Linked DNA regions of Mus musculus: region 2 is linked to region 1. Evidence: chromatin loops called from intact Hi-C (ENCODE). Cell type or tissue: left cerebral cortex. All regions are shown on one strand. Each heading gives the region's core, and the rest is flanking DNA. Links, peaks and the distances in the headings are about the cores only.

Region 1 (11,983 bases), core at 1,449-9,448:
TTGAACCCAAACATGTGAGCTGCAGGCCGGACACAACAGTAGAGTAAGGCCTTCTTTGTCAAGGCTCAATAGCCCAATATTTTTAGGGCCTCTAAGATGTCCTGAGTCTTTGTTTTGTTTCTGTTGCCACTGGAAAGCCATTTATAAACTGATGAAGAGACTTGATCTTCATGTTTTAGCAAGACAGAATATTGAACTTTATTAAAAATCAACAACAACAGGAAAACTGTTGGGTTTCCCTTTTACTCTTAGGGTTACCCTGGGGTTGGGGATGGGGCACTTTTGACCTCAGGGCCTCCCTTAACTCCTTCTTCTGAAGTTGTCTGTTTTAGGCATCTCCTATGGTCTTCTAGTTTGTCCATGGCTGCCAACAGGATCTTTGCCCATTCTCGAATCTGTTGCTTCTCTCCTCTCATCTGCTTTTCCTCTGCAGTCTCTCTCTTTTTTAAAAATACTCTCTGTCACTATGACTAAGTTTCTCTGACTCCTTTCTCCTAACCTCTCAACCCTCTGGAGCTCTTTCTTCTTTCTCCCCCCCCCCCCCCAGACAGGGTTTCTTTGTGTAGCCCTGCCTGTCCTGGAACTCACTCTGTAGACCAGGCTGGCCTCAAACTCAGAAATCAGCCTGCCTCTGCCTCCCAACTGCTGGGACTAAAGGTGTGCACCACCACTGCCCCGCTGGAGCTTTTTCTTAATATCTGGTGCTGCCTGATTAAAAAAAAAAAAAAAAAAAAAAGCTAGAGTGACTGTTGCTTTTGCTTCTGGTGATGCAGGGTCCATGGGGGTGTACTGTTGAAATGTCTTCAAAAGCTGCAGGGCTTTCATTTTCTCTCTGCCTAATTTGTGGACCATCTTGCAAGCACTTTGAGACCTGACAGAAGAGTCTGATGGTAGACCAAGATGGTCTTAACTTTAATTGTGTTAAAATCCCAATCTGGGAGAGTTAGGGGAAAGCAAGCATCAGTTGCTGCTTGGTTACTGATGGGCTCCCCTATGGGTCCAAGAACAAGCTTTCTGCCTCTTCTGTGGTGAAGGGAACCTGCAGAATGTGGTAGATGTAGCCTGTCTCATGTTAATACATCCATCAAAGTTCAAGTCACTTAATTCATCACAGTCCTCTAGTCAAAGTCACTTCTTCAATGTCATCTTGTAATGAGAAACACAAATACAACACACAAAACACAACAAATGAGAAAAAAAGGAGAAACAACCAGAAAGTGGTACACACACACCAGAAAAGAACCAGATTGGTGGGTGTCCTGGAGTCCATGCCCACCCCAGACTGAGACTCAGGATGTCTCCTGGACCCACCTTAGCCACAGTTCCCAGATACATCTATCTTTTGTTTTGTTTTGTTTGTTTGTTTTTGTTGTTGTTGTTTTTGTTTTTCGAGACAGGGTTTCTCTGTATAGCCCTGGCTGTCCTGGAACTCACTTTGTAGAGCAGGCTGGCCTCAAACTCAGAAATCTGCCTGCCTCTGCCTCCCAAGTGCTGGAATTAAAGGTGTGCATCACCACTGCCCTGCAATACATCTATCTTTAACTGCAGTCATCCACAGGTATAAAATCAAGGCCTTGTTCCCAGATGGGTGAGGAGCCCATGCCTACCCAAATTGAGGCTTGGGAGGTCTCCTGGCTCCACCACAGTCACTGCTTCCAGACACATCTGTCGTAAACACAAACTGGCCACGGAAACAAATTTAAGGCCTTGTTCTCAGAAAGATGTGCCACCATTTGGAGTCAGCAAACAGAGAAAGGCACAACCAGAACCAAAACCAACCAAAACCAGAAAAATACAGTTTGCAGTAACAAGTGCCAACCAGAAGGTGGCGCTCTCACACATGACAACTCATAGTACTGCACAGATGTTTACTGAGACCTGTAAAACTTACCATGGCAGTATAAGTCATTTATCTTTACACAAGTTTTCATTCCACTCTGTAGATCTCACAGAAAACTTCTAACATTTAGACAAATTAGCCGCCACACAAATCACAAGCTTTTGAGCCACTTTGCAAGTACTCACTTGCTCAGACCTCATAGGAAGCTTCTGACACTCAGATTCCTTAGCAGGGCTCAAACCTAGAAGAATTGCCATGGCAACACAAGCCACCAGTTTCCACACAAATAAATCATCTCAGCATGACTGGAAGAGTTTCACATTTACCTTTACACAAGCTTGTTCTGTTCTGTTCTGTTTGGCAGATTTCACAGAAAGCTCAGACAAATTCAGCTCTCAGACAGGCAAAAAGCAGGAACTTTAACATGGTATTACAAACATAAAAAACAAAAATACCTAGACTGGTTTTGCCCCTCCAGATTGCTAGTCCTGTGTATCATGGGGAACTTTTCAGCCAACACATCAAAATGTAGTGCCAGGGAATGTGATTAACAAAAACAAGACAGGTGCCGGGCGTGGTGGCTCATGCCTTTAATCCCAGCACTTGGGAGACAGAGGCAGGTGAATTTCTGAGTTCGAGGCCAGCCTGGTCTACAGAGTGAGTTCCAGGACAGCCAGGGCTACACAGAGAAACCCTGTCTCAAAACAAAACAAAACAAAACAAAACAAAACAAAACAAGACAGGAGCTGATCTGATGCATCTCACAGCAGGGTCTTCATTCTATTTGAAGTCCCCCGACCCCTATCCAGTGCACCACTTTCATGCAAGAGGGTTTTGGTGGTGGTGGTGAACCCTGAATATCTATCAGGTCAAGGCTTTATAATAAGCAGCAAGTGGGGAGCAGGGGAGGGTTAAGCGTGCAAGCATCTAATTGGAAAGCTACCGTGACTTTTAACATAAATGGCTGGTGCTGGAGTCATATCCTAAATTTATATTCCTGTCATCAACTGCATCAGTGGTCGTTAGGCAGGGGGTGGGCTTGTAACCTGGGGGTTACCTTTGTTGTTTGTTGGGGGAATAACCTGGAGACACTGGTCTTGTTGGGGATTAGTCTAGAGACTGGAGCTAGGCTTGGGTTTTGTTGGGGGCAGGGGAGTGGCAACTTGGAAACTAGTGCTAGGTACCAGCCTGTTTATCTGAGTTCAAACTTAGATCAGGTTCTCTAAAATGCAGTCTGAACTTAAACAATTTGGCCTCCCAAGCACATCCTTGCTGTCTTCAAACACACTAGAAGAAGGCATCGGATCCCATTACAGATGGTTGTGAGCCACCATGTGGTTGCTGGGAATTGAACTCAGGACTTCTGGAAGAACAGTCAGTGCTCTTAACCACTGAGCCACCTAACCAGCCCCTGTCCTCTGTCTCTTATTTGTGGCATGTGATGGCTTCCCCTCCTTTGGAAAAGTGACATGAGTCGAGCCCTGTGCCCATGGTGTGAGGTGTGGCTGGCTTAGCACTCGCTCAGATGAGGTAAGGCTGTCCTCAGTGTACATTCCCCTCAGCTACCTGTTCGTGATCCATCACATATAATGAATATCTTCTGCTCCCCATCTTTTTTGTCCAGCCCGGTAACTAAAACCCTGCCTACCTATTCTCCCCAGTGATTGGCTGTCACCACTTTTATTTAACCAGTCAGAGAAGATAGGTGAGCGAAGTTCATACACATCGTCTGGTGGCTGTGATCCTGCGCTTGTCTAGACTACAACCAGATCTTCAGGTCCAGTGTTTGACATCTGAATACATAGCAGCACCAGACCAAGCACTGCCGTGGGCATAGGCCTCTTTAGACTACTTCCTGCTGATTAGGGGCATTGGGTTCCATGGGGGCAGATCTGTTTGTTTGTTTGTTTTCAGTTTTTTGAGACAGGGTTTCTCTGTGTAGCCCTGGCTGTCCTGGAACTCACTTTGTAGACCAGGCTGGCCTCAAACTCAGAAATCCGTCTGCCTCTGTCTCCTAATTGCTGGGATTAAAGGCGTGAGCCACCACACCCGGCCCATGAGGCGAATCTGACATCCATCCTCAGGATATCTCCAACCAGCAATCCAGCAAAACAGCAATAGCAACAATGGACCAATAGCAAATGCAGCAGCAGGGACCAGTGGCAGCAGGGCCCACAGCCATCACAGGCCCTCTCAGGGTTCTCAGCTTTATTCCCTTTCAAGAGTCCCCAGAATTACAAACATAAACTATCTGCAGCTGCCAAAAATGCTGTCCCTCCTAGAGCATGAGACAATCATAGTTATCGGCTGTGCACAGTCTGAAGCAGCCCCATATCCCACACTTGGGATTAAAACAAAATCATGTTCACGAAATATAACTGTGGTTTTTTTGTTTTTTTTTTTTTTGGTTGGTTGGTTTTTTTGTTTTGTTTTTTGTTTTTGCTGTTGTTGTTGTTTTGAGACAGGGTTTCTCTGTATAGCCCTGGCTGTCCTGGAACTCACTTTGTAGACCAGGCTGGCCTGGAACTCAGGAATCTGCCTGTCTCTGCCTCCCGAGTGCTGGGATTAAAGGCATGTGCCGCCACCGCCCGGCTATAACAGTGTTTTTAGAGAAACCAAAGTTGTAGGCTTTAGAGATGGCTCAGAGGTTAAGAGCACTGACTTCTCTTCCAGAGGCCTTGAGTTAAATTCCCAGCAACCACATGGTGGCTCACAACCATCTGTAATGGAATCTGATGCCCTTTTTCAGTGTGTCTGAAGACAGTGTACTCACATATATAAAACAAATAAATCTTTTTAAAAGAAAAAAAAAGAAAAGAAAAGAAAAGAAAGCAAGCAAAATTCTGGTCACTTGAGCTGAATCCTTCACCTTAGAACTGCAGAGGCTGCACAGTTCAGAATATAATGGGTCCCGAGAACTGAAGCTATAGGACATTGTGAGCTGCCTGTCACTTAACTTGGGTTCTCTGCAAGAGTTGAATATGCTCTTTAAAAAACAAAATTATGGGGCTGGTGAGATGGCTCAGGTGGGTAAGAGCACCCGACTGCTCTTCCGAAGGTCCAGAGTTCAAATCCCAGCAACCACATGGTGGCTCACAACCATCTGTAACAAGATCTGACTCCCTCTTCTGGAGTGTCTGAAGACAGCTACAATGTACTTACATATAATAAATAAATAAATCTTTAAAAAACAAAACAAAACAAAATTATGTTGTCTATATAGGTGTTTGCCTACAAATCCTTTGGTGTTACAGATGGTTGTGAGCCACCATATAGGTGCTGGGAACTGAACCTGGGTCCATTGCTAGACCAACATGTGCTCTGAACTGCTGCACCATGTCTCCAGTCTACAACTTTGTCTTTTTTTTTTCATTTTTTCAACAGTCTGTGGTGACATACACCTTAAATTCCAGCACTTAGGAGGCAGAGGGAGGCGGATCTCTGAGTTCGAGGCCAGCCTGGTCTACAGAGTGAGTTCCAGGCCAGCCAGGACTACACAGAGAAACCCTGTCTAAAAAAATCCAACCAAGCAAACAAGCCCAAGTTTCATCATAACATGTTCACACATGTACACGGTATTTGTATGATTTCCCTCCATTGCCTTCTTACCCATCAACACCTGCAGATGCCCTATTTCCCAATGTATCTTAAAAGAAAAAAAATTATTATTCAGGCTAGAGAGATGGTTCAGATGTTAAGAGCACTGGCTATTCTTCCAGAGGTCCTGAGTTCAATTCCCAGCAACCACATGGTGGCTCATAACCATCCATAATGAAGTCTGGTGCCCTTTTCTGGACTGCAGGTATCGTGCAGGCAGAACATTGTATATGTAATATATAAATAAATCCTTTTACAAAAAGAATTATTCTATGGATATGAATACACTGTCTTCAGACACACCAGAAGAGGGCATCTGATCCCATTACAGATGGTTGTGAACCATCACGTGGTTGCTAGGAACTGAACTCAGGACCTCTGGAAGAGCTCTTAACCCCTCAGCCATCCCCCCAGCCATCCCCCAATTATCTTTTAATGTATAATTGGTTTTGTCCCATGCTAATGAGTGTGGCTCTGACTGTACACTCTCAGCCCTATTTTCTTCAGTTTTTATGTATCGGTCTTCCTCCGTCTTAATAGGTTGTAAGGAAGTTGATGTCTTAAAATATTCATAAGTTAAATACTATTCCATCTGAAATGTAGGAAATATCTTTAGCCAGCCCCTGACCTACGGACAGGAAACATTGGCCAACACAACATACTTCCCAGGCCAAACCCTTTAAGTGGGTTGAAAAGTATGACCCTAGCATAGCTATTTTCTCTAACCTTATATAGCAAGCTTAGGTTCCAGGCGGCTATCAATAGCTACACCTGCATTCTTCTGTTAATCAATCTAGAGAAATCCTTCGCTCGTTTGGTGGCAGGAGGGTGGGTGCACCTGAGGGGTCTGACAGATCTGGGGTTCTGTCCTGTTTAAAAGCAGGGCCATGTGAGGTGTACATGGCGAGGCGGAGCCCGACGTGGAACGACCAATGGCAAGCGAGTAGGGCGGCACCAGGACCCAGCTACGTCTTAAAAGGGCAGCTGAAGGGCGTCGGGGGCCACGCCAGCACAGGCTCCTTCACTCTGTGCTAACATCAGTAGCGTCCTTGTCCTCCGGTAGGCATGCGCGCGCTGCGGGCCGGCCTGACCCTAGCGCTGGGCGCGGGGCTGGGCGCCGCGGCAGAGCATTGGCGGCGGCGGGAGGGCAAAGCGCCGGGGCTGCTGGGCCGAGTGCCATTGTTGCCGGTGGTCGCGGCCGATCTTCCCGCGCTGCCGGGGGGACCGGCGGGCGGCACCGGGGAACTGGCCAAGTACGGGCTGCCCGGCGTGGCGCAGCTCCGGAGCCGCGAGTCCTACGTGCTTAGCTACGACCCGCGCACGCGCGGTGCGCTCTGGGTGTTGGAGCAGCTGAGGCCAGAGCGGCTCCGTGGCGACGGGGACCGTAGCGCCTGCGACTTCCGCGAGGATGACTCTGTGCACGCGTACCACCGCGCCACCAATGCGGACTACCGCGGCAGTGGCTTTGACCGCGGCCATTTGGCCGCCGCCGCCAACCACCGCTGGAGTCAGCGGGCCATGGACGACACCTTCTACCTGAGCAACGTAGCGCCTCAGGTAGTCTCGGACCCTGGTCGCCCGCCCGACTGCAGCGTCTAGATCTTACTTTACACGTGCACCGTGGCGGGAGGGAGGAATCTTACAGTGGCACTGCAGAATCCGGGGTTTATCCTTCTTCAGCCTCCCGTGGGAAGCAGTGCACCAAGTAGTGACGGGCTGCAGCAATGCCTGTCAGCAAGCCACCCAGTGTGCTTCCTCAGGGAACCCGGGAGCTTGACTCCTCAGTCTACCCTGCTGGCCTAGGGCCAGTCAGGCCTCCAGGGCACACTGTTAGCACTGCACCTGCTCCCAGCAGGGTCTTGATTGTGAAGTAGGTTCCTGGGACATCCACCCAGTGGATGGAGATGGACAGGAGACCATATCCCACCCCACACCTTTTGTTGCTCGATTTTCCAGGCTGCCCAGGAACTCAAGAGATCTGCCTGCCTCTGCCTCCTGAGTGCTGGGATTAAAGGTGCACACCAGCACTGTCCAGTCCCCGTGCCTTTAGAGCTTGACCTAAGGTTTGGGAGTTCCAAGAGACCTTGGGGGTCTCTGAATGACTAATGTCCCCTCCTTCCTCCTTCCCTTGAGATGGGGAAAGCTTAGAGCATTGGAGTGCCAGGAATGGAGTGTGGCTAGCACTGGCTCAAAAACTGTAGTCACAGAGCCGTAAGGAGGGAGCCCTTCTTTGAGCCCTTGTCCTTCAAATGTTTGGGCATTGACATTAAGAGCTGGGGCATGCCTAATGGAAGGTCCGAGGTGTGCTCCTGAGCCTCGCTTCTCCCACCAGGTGCCACACCTCAACCAGAATGCCTGGAACAACCTTGAGAGGTACAGCCGCAGCTTGACGCGAACTTACCAAAATGTCTATGTCTGCACGGGGCCGCTTTTCCTGCCCAGGTAAGCCTGTAGCTGACGGGGCCTCCGACTCCTGTTCTCCAACCTTGGGCTTTCTGTGTCACTGTAGCCAGAGACCTTTGGGTGGCCTAGAACTCTGCTGTGCCCTCAGGTGCCTGGCCCCACACCTGCCTTTGCTCCCCACGTCTGACCTGCCTTACCACCTGTAACCCGTGGCTGCACGGGAGGCTGTCACCCTTGCCTCTGACGTGCTAAGGATTCCTGGCAGACAAATGAGCTGAGCTCCTCGGGAGGGCACAGAAAGCAGCAGCAGCAGCAGCAGCAGCAGCAGCAGCACGGGCTGCAGCACGGGCTGCAGGAGGCAGCGGCTGCTGCGGAAACCAGAAGCTACAGGCATCCACTACAGGCCATCTGGCGTGGCGCGGTGTGACGCCACCCGAGCACCAGGCTGGGGCTGGGGTTCCCCAGCATGGCCTCCCACTCGTGCTTGTTAGGTGTACTGCCTACGGGACAGGTTACAGTCACGTGAGCATAGGTGAGCATCAGGGTCTAGAGAGCTCATTCCTCTAGCTGCGTTTATTGCCTCCCATTCTGTCTGAAGCAGTATTGGGCAGAAAAGCAGAGGTTAAGCATTGGTCCCCACCTTACATAGTTCCCAGACCCAAGGAGGCACCAGGCCCAGCACAAACTTCTTGCTTGTTGGAAGTTAGGAAGGCTTCCTGGAAGAGGTGACCTTGTATGTAACCAGGCCTCTTGGCCATGCGCCCGGGTCTATCCACAGGACCGAGGCTGATGGGAAGTCCTATGTGAAGTACCAGGTTATTGGGAAGAACCACGTGGCAGTGCCCACACACTTCTTCAAGGTGCTGATCCTGGAGGCAGCCGGTGGGCAGATCGAGCTACGTTCCTACGTGATGCCCAATGCCCCCGTGGATGAGACCATCCCTCTGGAGCGGTTCCTGGTGCCCATCGAGAGCATCGAGCGGGCCTCGGGATTGCTCTTCGTGCCCAATATTCTGGCTCGAGCTGGAAACCTCAAGGCTATCACTGCTGGCAGCAAGTGATGGTGGAGGACTCACTGGAGCCCCTGGGGAGATGGGCTGACTCACATTAAAGGCAGTTATTTTTGGAGAGAAGACTTGACCATCTCTACTCCCATGATCCTCCTGTCCTGCTGCTTCCTCTACATCCTGGGTCCAGAAAGCGGGGAGGCGGGCCTCGATCCCACCTGGGTGAGACCAGGCTGCAGAGCAGCCAGCGAGATGAGTATGGCCTCCTGGAAGAAAAGAAGTTGGTTGGGACCAGGAAGCCAGGCAGCCTTCCCAGCTGCTTGTTTTCAGGCCCCATGTGAGACCTACCTCAGGGTCAGGAGGGATACTGGTGGAACAGTAATTAGTGATATGGGCAAGACTTCAGAGACAGGGAGACTGGGGCTGCCCGTCTGCATAGTCACTGCCCCTGAGGCTGACAGCAACAGAGCCTCCCCCATAATATCCACAGGCACTGAATCCCATGCTAGTCTCCAGGATGGGTGCATAGATCCTGTGGATGCTCAGAGCTTGTGGCACACTTTCCCCCAACACCCAGAGGGACCTAGGATACAACCAAGGAAGCGGAAGCAAGAAGCCCTGCAGAGGGACAGACAGACAGATCACCTGGGTCCCTCAACCTAAGAACACAGGGCTACCACAGGGCACAGGGCCAGGACTGCAACTCTTAATTGCTCTTGTGTTCAGTCCCTGCTACTAGTTGGCTGTGGTAAAGATCCCAGCTTCAGAAAAGCTCTTTAGGCTGGGGCTGGAGAGATGGGTTAGGAGTACTGGCTGCTCTCCGGGAAGTCTTGAGTTCAATTCTCAGAATCCACATAACAGTTCATAACTATTGACACCTGTAGTCTCATGGGATCCGATGCCCTCTCCTCATGTGCACAAGCACACGCAGACAAAACATTCATAAGTAAATTTTAGAAAAGGCACGCAAGGTGGGCTGCAAGAACTCGGGCTGCGGCTCACCTCGGTGCGGATGGTACGGCTGCCCTGGCTAAGGCATGTGTTGACATAGAAGTCGAAGAGGACACTGGGGTCAGCCACTTCAAGGTTCGGGTCAGCATCCACTGCAGCTTCTAGCCCTTGGAGGCCTCCAAACACCACAAGGGCATGCCTGGGACCCAGAGAGGGGGACACTGACTTCAAGGCTCCACTGGATGCAGGCTCCAGAGCTTTAAGTCCCTAACCCTCTGTAGAGCAGGGCCCAGTTCCTATTCTAGACAGCACACACCTGAAGCTGGGCAGCTGGGCAGAGGCCACGTCGGAGCCACGTTCTGATGTCCCAATGGTCAGGTCGTACCCATCCTGGAAGGGAGCCTCAGCAAACACAGCGCCTGGGAGTGGGGCAGGCTCAGGTAAAGAAGACACCTACTGCTCTTGGGAAGTTGACCTTGGCTGTGGTAGGCAGAAGGAGCTCCCAAGCCCCAGACAACATTCAGCAGCCATGATACTTGTCTTGAGACTGCAAGGTCTCGCTCTGACATATCTAAGCTGGTCTCAGACAGACAGTGAGATTCCTGTGCTGGCCTCCCTAGTGCTGAGACTGCAACAGGATGGGGGCCAAGCACATCCTGTTCTCAGATTTCTTAGCATTCACAGAGATGTTCAGGGAGACTAGGGTACCAGAGATGTGACCAGAGGCTAGAGGAGGCACCTCCTAAACATACACACAGTTGGGTAGGACAGAGACCCTGATCTGACTTGTGGGTCTCACAAGTGGGACAGATGGACATTCAGGGAAGGGAATTCAGCTCTTACTGAGGCAAGAGGCCAGCCGGACAGTGTAGCCCCAGTAGAGACCAGCTTTGGTGCGGGGGTCCTGTGATGACACAACTGTTCCTTTGTATGTCTTGCATTCTGGGAAACAAAACAGGCTATGAAGACCAAGGAAACTGGTAGGTAGAGGCGGCTTGGAAGAGGCTCTGAGCCAGGCAGCTCTAAGGGCCCAGGAAGCTCCCCCTACCTGGGAGCTGCTGCTGGTTCAGTCGCACGGTCACCCGAAGTCCAGGGTCCAGTTTCTTGTCAATCTTCACCTCCTGAAGAGAAGCTAGAGGGAGTGAGTGAGTGCCACACCGTGAAGGGGACACGTTGTCAGATAACCCAGGTCAGCCTGCCCCGTCCAGGGTCCATGGAGGCCACAAGAGGGCACCAGATTCCCTGAAACCACCTGATGTTAACCGCCATGTGGGTGCTGGGCACTGAATGTGGGTCCTCTGCAAGAGTAGCCAGTGCTCTTTAAACTGAGTCACCTCTCCATCCTCGAGGGGCTCATAGCTTGAGCCCTACTTTGGGATAACTAGTGTTTCTCAGCAGGCCTGGAGTTCAGGTCTCCTCATTCATGTGTCCTTACCTTTTATAGCTAGCAAGTGTCCCCAAGTGTACCACAGCCCACCTTCCCAATCCTACCTTCTTCATTCCACAGTTGACCAAAGAGCCATGGCCTGCCTTGGTGGGCCGGTCCACCACGACGCCTTCTCGAAACTCAGACTCTTCGTCCTGACGCATGTGGTGAGGGCTGTCCAAGGGGTTGAGGATTCCTGGGCAGGGAACAGGAGGTGATGATAGGACCAGGCTCTACCCCTAGCCTGTGTTCCCACCTGGATCCATCTTGGTGCCTAAGGCTGAGTCATGGGAAATGGGGCAGGCACACTAGCTGTACCTGCAAACTGCAGATCTTGGTGCTTGGGGAAGAACGCCTTTCTCAGGTACCTAGGGAGGAATGCATCTGTCAGGTCCATCCTGGGGAGGCTGCCTCCCAGCCACTGCCCTCACCTCACACTTACTGTGGACACTCCAGGTACTGTAGGATGCGGGCCAGCTGGACACATGCCTGCCCTTTCTTGCCAACTCCCCTGAATTCTCCTTCCACACTCCTGGAAAGATTAAGACAGACCTCAAGATCCAAGTGCTGGGCTTATTATACTTTTTTTTTTATTTTCTTTCTTTTTCATTTGTTTTTGGGGACAGGGTTTCTTGGCATAGCCCTGGCAGTCCCAGACCTTGCTCTGTAGACCAGACTGGCACTGAACTCTCAGAGATCCACCTGCCTCTGCCTCCTGAGTGCTGGGATGAAAGGCGTGTGCCACCACTGCTCAGCTCA
Region 2 (11,983 bases), core at 1,788-9,787, 50 kb before region 1:
ACAGAGAAACCCTGTTTTGGAAAAAATAAATAAATAAATAAATAAATAAATAAAGGATCAATTCAAGCCTAGGTAGCATAATGGAGATGGGGGAAGGAAGGGGGAATGAGGGGAGGAAGGAGGAGGAAGAGAAGGGAGCCACAGACTACAAAGCATATCTGGTCCTTCCTCTGAGTGGACCCACAGCTGTCTTCACTGTGAACATTCGCATGTATATTAAACATCAGTAAAGAGATTTGAAAATGCTTGGCCCCAGCCAGGCATGGCGGTGCAGAGGCAGCATCTGTAGCCCAGGAGGAGAGGTGCAGCACACGCACCAGCGTAAAGGCAGGCAGGAGACCAGCACAGGTACCTCCTTCAGGACGGCTGCCTCCATCAGGATCAGCAAAATGTACACCAACCCACAATGAGATGCCTTTTCCCACAGCCAGCCAGCTCTACTGCAGACACCAGGCCCTGGTGAAGATACGGATGCTGGTGGGACTGTAAGGCAGTGTGACTCGAGCAGTAACTGGAGATGCTCAACAATATTGACTGCTGAGCGGGAATGTGCTTTCAAGGTTCAGCAAGTCTGCCCACAGGACCATACCCAACAGAGGTGCTGTGTGAGTGTGCAAACAGAGCCAGTGAGATGGCTTGGGGGTAAAGGTGTCTGCCATGTAAGCCTGCAGACCTGATTTCAAGCCCCAGAACACACAGTGGAAGAGACAACAGACACCCAGAAGTTGCCTTCTGATCTCCTTACAGGGACTGTGGCAGGTACATACCTACATTCTTACACATATCTAGTAATAAATGAAACTTTGAAAACACACTAAATATTGAAAGCAATATTCTATGTGACGGCCTCCAGAAGAAGAGACCCGTGAATGTCCACTGACATTTGCAGGGGATAAAAACAGTAAATTCACTGCCACACAGCACTGAGAACACAGTCAACCACTTGGATGACCCATAGAGTGTAACAGGAAGGAGTCAGAAGCAAGAGGACACTGTGTTTGCTCCAGGCGTGCTCCCTTCTGCTAATACATAGGAGGTCTATGTTGGGACAGGCCTGCGTCCTTGGCAAGGATGTGTGTACACTTGAGGGGAGTTTCTGGGTGCAGATGGGCTTTGGGTCTTTCCTCTCCGTGGACTCACAGGTTGTCTCCATTGTGAGTTGTCTCACAGTGGAGAATACTAGAATTCTATAAAGAGATTAAAAATGGTTGTTGCCAGCCAGGTGTGGTGGCACATTTTAGTCCTAGAACTTGGGAGGCAGAGGCAGGTGGTTAACTATGAGTTCAAGGCCAGCTTGGTCTATACAGAAAGCTCCGGCCAGCCAGGACTACACAGAGAAAACCAGTCTCAAACAGCAAACCAAAACATTGGGACCAATCAAAGGGATCCATACTTGGAAGAGATCTGGATGCATTCCAGTGCTAAGCAAGTTAATATAGTGTCAACAATGGCTGCAGAACTGAATCTTCATATTGCACTTAGGTGAACAAGAAACAGTTCCTACAGGTTGGAGATGGTACAGTAGTTTAGAGTGCATACTGATCTTGCAGAGATCAACCTAAGCTTGGCTCTGTGTGAGTACTATGTACTATGTATATAAACACCTTGGGCATCTGTGGATTTTGGTACCCAACCCAGTCTTCAACTCAATCCCTTGTGATACTGAACTTGAGACAAGTTTAAGTGTTCTGAGATGTAGTACAGCCCATGCTTACCACATGAGATTTGGAATGAATTCCCAACATCTACCCAAAAGCACAGGTGCTAAGGTCAGACAGACAGGTCTGTGTTCTGACTCCATTCCAGAATTTACTGGTAAACAATGTCACTTCTTCAGACCACAGTGTCCTCAGCTGGAAAACATGAGGATGATAACTCTTCTCCAGGGCTGGAGGAGTTGAGGGGATAGTGCTGCTCACGGCACACAGTGCATGAGCTCTGGTCGTGGGACAGATAAGGATGTGCGAGCTCAGAGACTCAAGGCTACACTGTACAAACTGGTGTCTGGCTCCGTCCTTACAACAGCACTTCTCAACCTGTGCGTCTTGACCCCTTTGGGAGGGTGGAATGATTCCTTCACAGGTTATAAGACCATTGGAAAGCATAGATATTTATATTATAATTCATCATAGAAGCAAAATTACAGTTATAAAGTAGCAATGAAAATTATTTTAAGATTGGGGGTTACCACAAGAGGAACTATATTTAAGGGTCACAGCACTAGGGAGGTTGAGAACCACAGCCTTAGAGGAAGGTTCCAAATGGGGTATGGGCTTAGCTTCTATGTCCACTCCTGAGCCCTTTAAGCTACTCAGGACAGGAGGCAAGAGACAACATTGCCTGCACTGGGGACGCTGAGATAGGAGGATGACTGGTTCAGGACCAACCTGAGCAACTTAGTAAAACCCCATATTAATAAAATAAAAATGGGGGCTGGAGAGGCAGCTCAGTGGTTAAGAGCACTGGCTGAGCCGGGCAGTGGTGGTGCACGCCTTTAATTACAGCACTTGGAGGCAGAGGCAGGTGGATTTCTGAGTTCAAGGTCAGCCTGGTCTACAGAGTGAGTTCCAGGACAGCTAGGGCTACACAGAGAAACCCTGTCTCGGAAAGAAAAAAAAAAGGGAGAGGGGCTCTGGCTGTTCTTCCAGAGGACTTAGATTCAATTCCCAGCATCTACATGGCAGCTCACAACTGTCTGTAACTCCAGTTCCAGGTGATCTGACATCTATCTATATATGTATATGTATACATATATGTGTATGTATAATTAATACACGGAGCTAGGAGAATTAAAGGCATGGGCCATTATGCCCTAAAACTAACTTACATTTCGTGTGTGTAGGGGGGAGATACATGCTCACAGAACAGACACACATGGAGGCCAGAAGAGAATGCCAAAACCCCAAGAGCTGGGGTTTGAGGTCACTGCAAGCTGCCTGATGCAGGTGCTGGGAACTGAACTCAGGTCTCTGTAAGAATAGTATGTACTTTAAAACAGTTATTTTTTCTTAGCTGTACTTAAGTTATTTGAGATGTGTGAGTATTTTGCCTGCATGTATGTTCATGGACTACATGCCTGCCTGGTGCTTGAAGGCAAAAGATGTCACGGCACCCCTGGAACTGGAGTTATGGGTGTTTGTGAGACACTATGTGGTACTGGGTCGCAAACAAGTACTCCTAACTGCAGCGCCAGCTCTAAGGCCCTGGTATTTTGACTTTTTCTTTTTTGTTTTTTGTTTTGTTTTGTTTTGTTTTTCGAGACAGGGTTTCTCTGTATAGCTCTGGCTGTCCTGGAACTCACTTTGTAGAGCAGGCTGGCCTCCAACTCAGAAATCCACCTGCCTCTGCTTCCTGAGTGCTGGGATTAAAGGTGTGCACCACCACGCCCAGCCTTCTTTTTTTCTTTAAAAGCAGCTATTAGGATTGCCACAGCCACGTTTAGCCACACTGCTCTCACTTCTATGTCAAGTAGGGTCTGTTCTCCCTAGACCCAGGCCTCCCACACAACCCATGCTTCACCCGGCCCAGTGGAAATGTAACACTCTCTGGGGATAGCACAAATGGACTTCTTGGACAGCCCTAAGACCTTCCTCACTTGCAGACCCCTTAAGCCTGGCCTTCAGCCTAATGACATCAGAGGGAGCAGCATAGCGAGGCCAGCCCTGCTGGGGACCAGCTTTCCAGCTTCCTTAGTTCCTGGACCCTCTCTAGTTTACCCCCTCCACAGGATGGCAAGAGCCCCAGGCCTGCTCACCTGTGGCCCCACACTTGTAACCCCTCCATCTGCTAGGACTGTCCAGTTCCAATCAGTGAGTATCTTGCCTCTACAAAGCATGAACTAAGTCCTCTTACAGAGCCCATTCTACCATCCCAATGTCTAGGGAGGCCCTACCCCATGAGGAGGGTCTTGCTGAGGCTCCCCTGAGTCAGATTTTCTGTGTAGCCCTGGTTGTCTTGGAACTCAATCTGTAGACCAGGCTAGTCCTTCAAGCTGACTGTTCCTGTAGTAATTATGGACCTAGCCATGAGCTACTGAGGACACAGGTCCTATAATGAGCAAACCAGACAAGGTCCTGCCTCTATGAAACATTCTGGCACTAGAAGGAGACAATCAGCTACCTAAAAAGAACCCAGATACAGTCACATCTCACGAACAGTGCTCTGAAGGACAGAGGAAGGGTCCCTGTCACTCTGGGCTGGAGCATCAGGGAAGGTTTGACATTTTAGCTAAGACCACAGAGATGAGTCCTAGCTAGCTCTGAATGCTCGAGGTAGGAAGACACATGCAATGGCTGAGAGCTTGGGGTACAGAGGATGCAGGCACTGAGAGCCCAGATCCATGGCTCCTGGGAAATGAACACAGTTGGTACTGAATACTAAGCGCGGGGCTTGGGGAAAGGGAAGTTTCAACAACAAACACCATGGCAGGAGTCACAGTGGACTGGCAGGATGCGATTCTCATGAGGCTGAGCGTGAGTTCACTGTCCCCAGAATACTGCTGAATCCCTATGGGCCAAGGTAGAACCTTGTGCCTGGCTGGGAAAGAACTGCCTTTTCTGCAGGGCTGAGCCCTGGCCCCAGGTAGCTACCCTGCGCTAGCTGGGCTGCACACATGGAAGGGACACCATAATATCAGTTGCCCAAGTCACCAAAGGCCTCCAGAGAACAGACTGGTGAATGGTGTCACCTGTGTTCACCTCCTCCAGGAGCCGACCCTACAGCTTTGAAGGGGTCAGGGCTATGGGGGATCTGGGTGAGCTGGGGAGGAAGGAGCTGCCCTCATTGGAACCAAAGCCTAGAGGCTCACGACACCCTACCACTCCACCCCTTGGAGCCTTTAAGGGTTTCCACTCTCAAGGCAGGTTCCAGCCATCTGGAATTCTGGCAACTGGAGACAGTTTGGACTCTGAAATTGCTAGACAACCAGAGAAGAACCCCATGTCTCTTTTCTTACAGGCTCGTTAAGACATGCTGGGGGAAGGGCAGTGGAAGAAAAGATGGAGAAAAACAACAGCAGCCCAGGCAGCCACCCCCGCTGTGCTGTACCACCTCCATCCTCTGTGCTTCCTGAGGGATACCCAGCTCCTTCCAGAATTTACTTCCTACAGTTTCTTATTTAAACCAGCCAAACATCACAGCCCAGTACTCTGTACCAATAGAGACCCATTCATTTGCATAACAATTTGTCTATGACCCTCCCCCCAGCTGCCAGCTCCAGAGGACAGACTGGCGGCTTGCACCCACCCCCACATCCTCTGTGCCTACTAGTGCCTGGCATTTAGGCGGAACAAAGGTTTGCTGTTGCCAGTATCACCTCACGATGGCACTCTGAGGTAGAGACGGCTAGTCACTTGCTGAAGACGACACGGAGAACCCTAAGTCCCACAAAAGGAGCCTGAGATGACACCTCTGTACATCTAAAGTGCTCACCAACCACACTGCTTCATTCATCCAGTCAACCAGCTAGAGAGAGAGTTAGCTGAGCATGGTGATGCACACCTTTAGTCTGAGTGCTTGGGAGGCAGAGGCAGGTGGGTCCCTCTGAGTCTGAGGCCAACCTGGTCTACAGAGGGTTTCAGGGCATCCAGGGCTGTTACACAAAGAAACCCTGTCTCAAAAAAAACCACAAAATAAAAATAAAATGATAAATGAATAAGAGAGTAACCAATGTTCAGAGGAGGAAGCAAGGGACCACAGCAACATCTTGACACCTAGGAAGAGAGACTCTGGGGAGCCAGAGGATCCAAACCTTGGAGCAGTGCCCATCCTGTGAAATGTTAACCCATGAGCTCTGGGAACCCTCTTTATAGAGGTTGAATGTCTTCCAGGAAGGAATAGGTCCCAGGCTGGAGATTAGGGACAGAACGCTGCTGTGTCGATAGTCCAGACAAGTGTCAGGGGACTCTCGGGGACAGAGGTGCAAGTGAGGTTAGAGAAAGACATCTACAGAGTCGATGCCTGCAGGTCACTGCTAGGAAGACACAGAATGGGGGAAGACTGCACATGCCCAGCATGCTGCTGGTATCTCTCCTGACAAAGTAACAATGCACACACACTGAGGAAGGACAGAACACTGGGGCAGGCTGCTTGGGTTCTGCTTGTGTAGTCAAACTTCCTAGTGCCTACACTGCTCAGCCCTGGATACCCACTGGCTCCCTTCATCCTCCCAGGAGGCAGGGATCGATCTACAGCCTGCAGGTGTGGCATCTGAGGCTGTGTGCCAAGCAGTCTGCACAGTACATAGATATGCGCTCTCCACTCAGTAGGTCAGACCTGGGCTTTCCAGCTTTCCAGGTCTGTTCTCGGAGGTGCCGCCTACAGCGACTTGGGCAAGCCTCATTTTCTCTTCTCTGCCATCAGAACCTCCTTACAACTCCAAGCATCCTTGAGCACTGACCACAGATGATCTGGTTTTCTGGTAATGATTCTATGGGCACCATGGACCAGGGCTAGAAGCTTCCTAAAAGTAGGGACCGTGCACAAGTCACAGGACCTCCATTGTATATTAAAGAGCACATGTTGGGCTAGCTGGGATCCTCCCGTTTGTCTCTCCATCTCTGGGATTACCAGTGCATGTCAGCAGATGGCTTCTGTATATGGGTGCCGGGGATTGAACTTGGGTCCTCGTGTTTGCAAGCATGCTTACAGTCTGAGCCATATCCCCAGGACTTTGCTCACTTCTGAAGCCAGAAACCCAGCTCTAGTGAATGAACCAGGTTTGATGTTGGTCCCCAAAGAGCTGACTCCATAGTGGTTTCTGAGCTCACATTCCTGGAATCAAGAACTGCAGCAGTGAGGCTAACGAAACACACCCACCAAAGGCAAGACCGTAAGATGCTTCAGTGGTTAGTGCTGCCGAGACTGAAAGCCTGCATTCAGCCTCGGGCCCCTCATGGTGGAAAGAGAACAACTCTTATAAATTGTCCTCGGGCCTCCACAAATGTGCTGTGGTACTTCCCTAAGTAACTGTTAAACACAAACGAACACCTGGAGGCAAAGTGGGCCCTGAGCATGTGGGCCCTAGATGCCCCTGTACGAACCCAGTGGCATGAACGGTAACAGCAAGTGTTCTTCACCACTGCGAGCATGAGTGAAGGATAAACTCTTCTCTGACCAGTGTCTGGTTTCATCCTACCGCTCTCTCCAGGGTCAGCAGGGGCAGGAGGACACCATTCTCTGCGTAAAGCAGGGAAAACCGAGGTTCAGAAGGAGCAACAGATTCACGTAACTATATACAATAAGCTGGCAGCAGAACTGTGCTAGGCCCTGGCTCACCACAGTGCTAGTCTGGGGTTCTGGTCAGAGAAGCTTTCTCTGCCGTTGAGGCTCCTGTCTTCTAATCACTGACTTTACACATTTACATGTTACTTAATTTTGTGGTGCATGGGGTGGGCCCCAGGGGTTTATGGACCCTAGGCAAGTGTTCTATCACTCAGCCATAGCCTCTGACCCTTGGCCTTGCATTTTCAAATCCTCTGGCCCTGCTCAGCCAATAGCACAGGCCTGATGATGTAGTCAGGTTCAAGGGCTGAGAAGATCTGGAGTTGTTCTCCTCAAAGGCTGCAGATTTTCAGCCTGTGCCAGGGGCCTTCAGAATTCACAGCCTCTACCTGAAGTTCGATCACACACTCAGTGCCACAGATAGGTCCAACACAGTTCTTTTCCAATCTGTCTGGAAGACATCGTTTTGCTTATATTATGTTACAGAATGGGGATATTCAGGGCTTGATTTTAAAAGTCCTTTTTGGGTCAGGCATGGTGGTACACACATATAATCTGATGGAACTGTATCAGGAGGCAGTTGCAGATCAAGCTCTATGAATTCAAGACCACATAGCAAGATTGAAGCCAGCCTTGTCTACATGAAACTGCCTCTAAATAAATAAATGAATAAATAAATGTATGTATGTATGTATGTATGTATGTATGGCCACCAGCTGGAGTTGGTGGCTCCTGTTTGCAGTCCTAGCCTTTGGGATGCTGAGGAGAACTGCTGAGTTCAAGCTCAGTCTGGATTCCACAGGCCGTTGCCAGTCTCACTACAGAGTGAGAACTTGTCTAAACAAACACAACAAACAATCAAGGCCAAGGTCACAGATACCCCGAAGAACAGACCATTACTTTTACCAGTGAATGGTGTCATAAAGTTCTACTTAGCTTCCCCCAGTATTCCTACAAATCCTATGAGCCAGGGGAGTCAGACAGAGCTGGTGATGCCTCCAGCTGATGCTAGAAAGAAGGGCTGCAGGACTGTGTCGTGGGTGGATCCCTCCTGTCATGTACCACACTGCCACACATGCACCCTGTAGCTTAGCAGTCCTATTCTACAGATGGAAAGACCGAGGCAGAAGGTCACCTGCTCACATTCTAACTACGAGGAAACAGTAATGTGACATGACTTTCCCGCAGAAATCTCTTTTAATTTCTGCCATGGATGTTCAGTACAGACAGCAAGAGGGCACTTAAAACACAGGGCTGAAGTACATTGGTCATTTGTCACCTCAGACAATTGATTCTTCTCCAACATTTCAAAAATTACAAATCAACCCTGCATCACAAGCCAGTCCCTAATATGTTCCCTGCGGTTATTTCTTCTCACTTGATTTCCTTGCCACCCACTCTGCCTCCTTCATTCAGACCCAAGCGGGTTCTCTTGCCACCACAGGATCTTTGCGCCTGCTGCTGAATGCTGAGCCCCCAGAAAGCTGTAATGACTTTCTACCTCACTCATCTCTGCTCAGACAGAAACCTCATTAGAGACCTTCCCTGACCATTCTATACAGAGGTCCCAGTCTCTGCTTCGTGACACCTATTACTATCAAACATGTTGTACGTTTATTTACTGAATAAGGCAAAGCACATCGACCCTTCATACCTAACAAGAACCTCTTGGTCAAAGCATAGCTTCTGTGACCCCCCTTTCAATGCTATCTCCACCGGTCACTCTAACTTGAAGCCTGTAGAGAACCATTCTGTCAGAAACATCATTGAGTTAGCTTTTCCCAGGCATTAGGCACCACTACCCCCAACCCTCTGCTCCCCCTCCCGTCTCTGTCATACACACAAGGCACAAGCAAACCCGGGGAAGCTTTGACTGGTTAAAGAGCAGCTAAATCTACCCAGAGCTAGCCAGAGCGGTCAGTTTTAGTTTCACCTCACCTATGGGAGCCATTGATCTTCAGCAAGCCCACCCGCTCTTTTCCGACCCTGTTGCACTATCTTGTACCTTGGCATCGCATTTTGGGAGCTGATCCAGGAGCCAAGCCATCCCTAAGCTTTTAAGTAGCACGGCTTCGGGGGTTGGGAGAAGACCTAAACTCATCCAACAGGTAGGAGGGGCAGAGGCTGGCCTCCTAAGCCCTACGTTGAGCCCCCATTTTGCAAGGGCGAGCGTCGTTCTCATTCTAGAGAGAGCTCAATTTTCAAGGCAAAATCCTCAGACCTGGGTGGCAGGCGACGAGCGCCATCCCACCACTAGCCTGTGGTGGACCTCTGCAAGGAGTCGCAGCGACAATGCTTAGACCCTGAGACAGGGTGAAGAAAAGGATGCAGGTACGTCTCTTGGCTCGGCATTTAGGACGTACCCTAGGAGGGGGCGGCCCTCAACGGGGAGACAGGATGCTTCGCAGGCTTACAAGCGGAGGCTGCGGCCCGGGGGAATCGGCGGCCAAAGCGCCGCAGGAGGTCGGATCCGGTCCGGGTCCGGGTCGGCGGGGCGGGGCGGGGCAGGGCGGGAATGCTGCGACCGGAGCCCCGGACGGAGGCCGTTCCCTTGCCCTCGGGCCGCCGGCTGCTTGGCTCCGGGCCCAGCCCCTCCCCCCGATCCTGTTCCGAAGGCTTGGAGAGCCTGTGGCTGCGGGTGTGCTGTCAACAAAGCGTCACTTCCGGGCCGCCCCTTAGCAGCAGAGGAGGGGTTCTCTCGTCTTGTCCCGCCGCGAACGTGGGCGGAGGCGGCTGAAGGTTCCGGGTTCTCTGGGCTGCTCCTGCCCAAGCTGAGGCCCCAGTCTCCACGTTAGCTTCCAGGGTTCCTTCTAGCGAGGGGCTAACTCGCAGGAGCAGGTTCAGGACAGGATTGACTCCATCTTACCTAGTTAGTGCTGACTCACCCGGTGCCCAACCCGACGTCTTTTGGGCGGTCTCTAAGCAGCCACCACATTGCCCCTCAAAATGTGCTCCTCCTTCTTTCCTTCACGAAAAGGGCCATTCACCCAGGAGCTGTCAGATAGCAGGAGTGAGGCTGTTCTTGGCCACTGCGTTTTCTTCTAGTCACCAAGGATCTCTTAACAGTTGTTTCTCTCTTCCTCCAATAGTGCCCTACTGTCCATCATTTTATCTTTCAAAAATATTATTTTAATTATGTACATAAGTGTATATGTGCTTATGCACGTGACGGCAGCTGCCTGCTGAGGACAATAGCCCCGGAGCCCATGAAGCTGAAGTTACAGGTAGTTGTAAGCCCCACAAACGTAGGAACCGAACAAGCTCTCTGGTCTATACTTCCTTTTCATTTTAAGATTTTTTTCCCATTTATTTATATGTGTGCATGCATATGCACATGTGCAGGAGATCAGAGCACTGTTGGCTGGAGAGGGTTCTCTACACCAGCCACGTTGGTTTCAGGGATCAAATTCAGTCCTCACCATGCTTGTACCAAGCACCCTTACATGCTGGGCCATCTCACTGGCCCCATCACCATTTCTTCTCTTGATTTCTACCATAGCCTCCGAACACAAATCCCTTCGTTCCTTCTGCAGTCTCACAATCAGGGCATCCAGACTTTTCATCTACCTTCTCTCCTTACCCAGTCCCTCAGTAAATTGTTTCCTTCTGGTCTCCTGTCCAGAACGTTCACAGTTGAAATCAGTGTGGGCTCTTTGCATCTCTGTCATTCTAAGCTCAAACAATCAGGCAGTAGGCTTAAACATTTTTCTTACTGCCCTCCACATCTGGTAAACTAACAACACTTTTTGCTTAAGGAATGCCCTGGAGTGAGGTTAGAGAGAAAGAAGGGAGGGGATGTGGAGGCTCAAACCCAGGTCCTGTGGCAGACAGGAATTCTATCATTGAGCGCGCGCACACACACACACAAAATACTATACATACACCTTAATCTTAGCACTCAGGAAGCAGAGATAGGCAGATTCCGTTAGTTTAAGCTAGTTCCATGACAGCCAAAACTACACAAAATAACCATGTCTCTAAAACAAAAAACAAAACAAGAAAAGGAGAAAAAATAAAAGAAAAGAGAAAGTAGATACCTTAAGTAGGAAGGTAAATAACTCAAAATAGGTTCAGGAAGTCCCTGAAACTAACCAGATTCACTAAGACCCTCCCTGCCAGAGAAAAGAATAAAAAGTTGAGAGTTCTTAGTCAAGCTGAGCTGCAAAGAAGATACTGAGACCAGACCAGCTACATGTAAGAAGAGGAAACAAGCTGAGCTGCCTATGAGAGATTTAGACCACAGTCAGGTGGAAAGTACATTTCCCAGTCTGTTTAGCTCTCTGCAGACTATGCTCTGTGCTATAGGTTTCCAGCTTTTCTGAACTGTCATCTTCGCAGAGATGTGCCTTGGTCATGCCACTGTCTTTGAGTCATTTCTGTTCCTGTAAGTAATACCAATAAAACTCACTAGCTCACCAAACTGGACTGTGGTGGTATATTTGGTCTGTCCGGAATTCCCTATCCGGGGTGAGTAGACATGCATGTTGTTAACTTTCTAGGAAAAAATTGTCACATAACACCCTGTGTATGGCAATCCTAACTCAGCAATGTATTGAAACAATTCTACATGCACGACTGTCTTAGTTTAGGGTCACTATTGCTGTGAGGAAACACCATGACCAAAAGCAAGTTGTGGAGGAAAAAGTTTATTGGGCACACACTTGTCCATCATAGTCTTTGAAGGAGGTCAGAGCAGGAACTCAGATGGCAGAAGCCTGGAGGCTGGAGTCCATGCAGAGGTCATGGAGGTCACTTGTTTGCT

The links. Peaks named below come from ENCODE experiments on the same cell type or tissue, not always from the same donor. Only the 100,000 strongest peaks of a DNase experiment are listed, where the experiment ranks them.
Region 2: it touches region 1 in a loop (1.9-fold over the local background); 12 of 42 quality-filtered maps call a loop at or near these places.

The regions. Positions count from the first base shown.
Region 1 is chr2:30,165,073-30,177,055 of GRCm38, forward strand. It overlaps Endog (endonuclease G), which reads left to right and starts at 6,452. Exons shown (of 3, transcript NM_007931.1): 1 at 6,452-6,994; 2 at 7,770-7,879; 3 at 8,619-8,997. The coding sequence starts at 6,503. The coding sequence ends at 8,901. Spout1 (SPOUT domain containing methyltransferase 1) reads right to left here. Exons shown (of 12, transcript NM_172660.4): 5 at 11,667-11,756; 6 at 11,543-11,592; 7 at 11,290-11,420; 8 at 10,847-10,919; 9 at 10,642-10,740; 10 at 10,115-10,217; 11 at 9,850-9,997; 12 at 8,375-9,113. The coding sequence ends at 9,021. Gm31080 (a long non-coding RNA gene) reads left to right here. Exons shown (of 4, transcript XR_866091.1): 3 at 1-43; 4 at 5,225-5,263. In left cerebral cortex, for the core only: CTCF peaks have their summits at 1,825 (motif pointing right), 5,762 (motif pointing right) and 5,967; DNase peaks (open chromatin) are centred at 6,415, 6,746 and 8,608; H3K4me3 peaks cover 1,638 bases; H3K27ac peaks cover 1,377 bases.
Region 2 is chr2:30,114,692-30,126,674 of GRCm38, forward strand. Zer1 (zyg-11 related, cell cycle regulator) reads right to left here and starts at 9,920. Exons shown (of 16, transcript NM_001290503.1): 1 at 9,585-9,920. In left cerebral cortex, for the core only: CTCF peaks have their summits at 5,059 and 5,271; DNase peaks (open chromatin) are centred at 5,117, 5,848, 8,288, 8,653 and 1 more place; H3K4me3 peaks cover 1,931 bases; H3K27ac peaks cover 5,349 bases.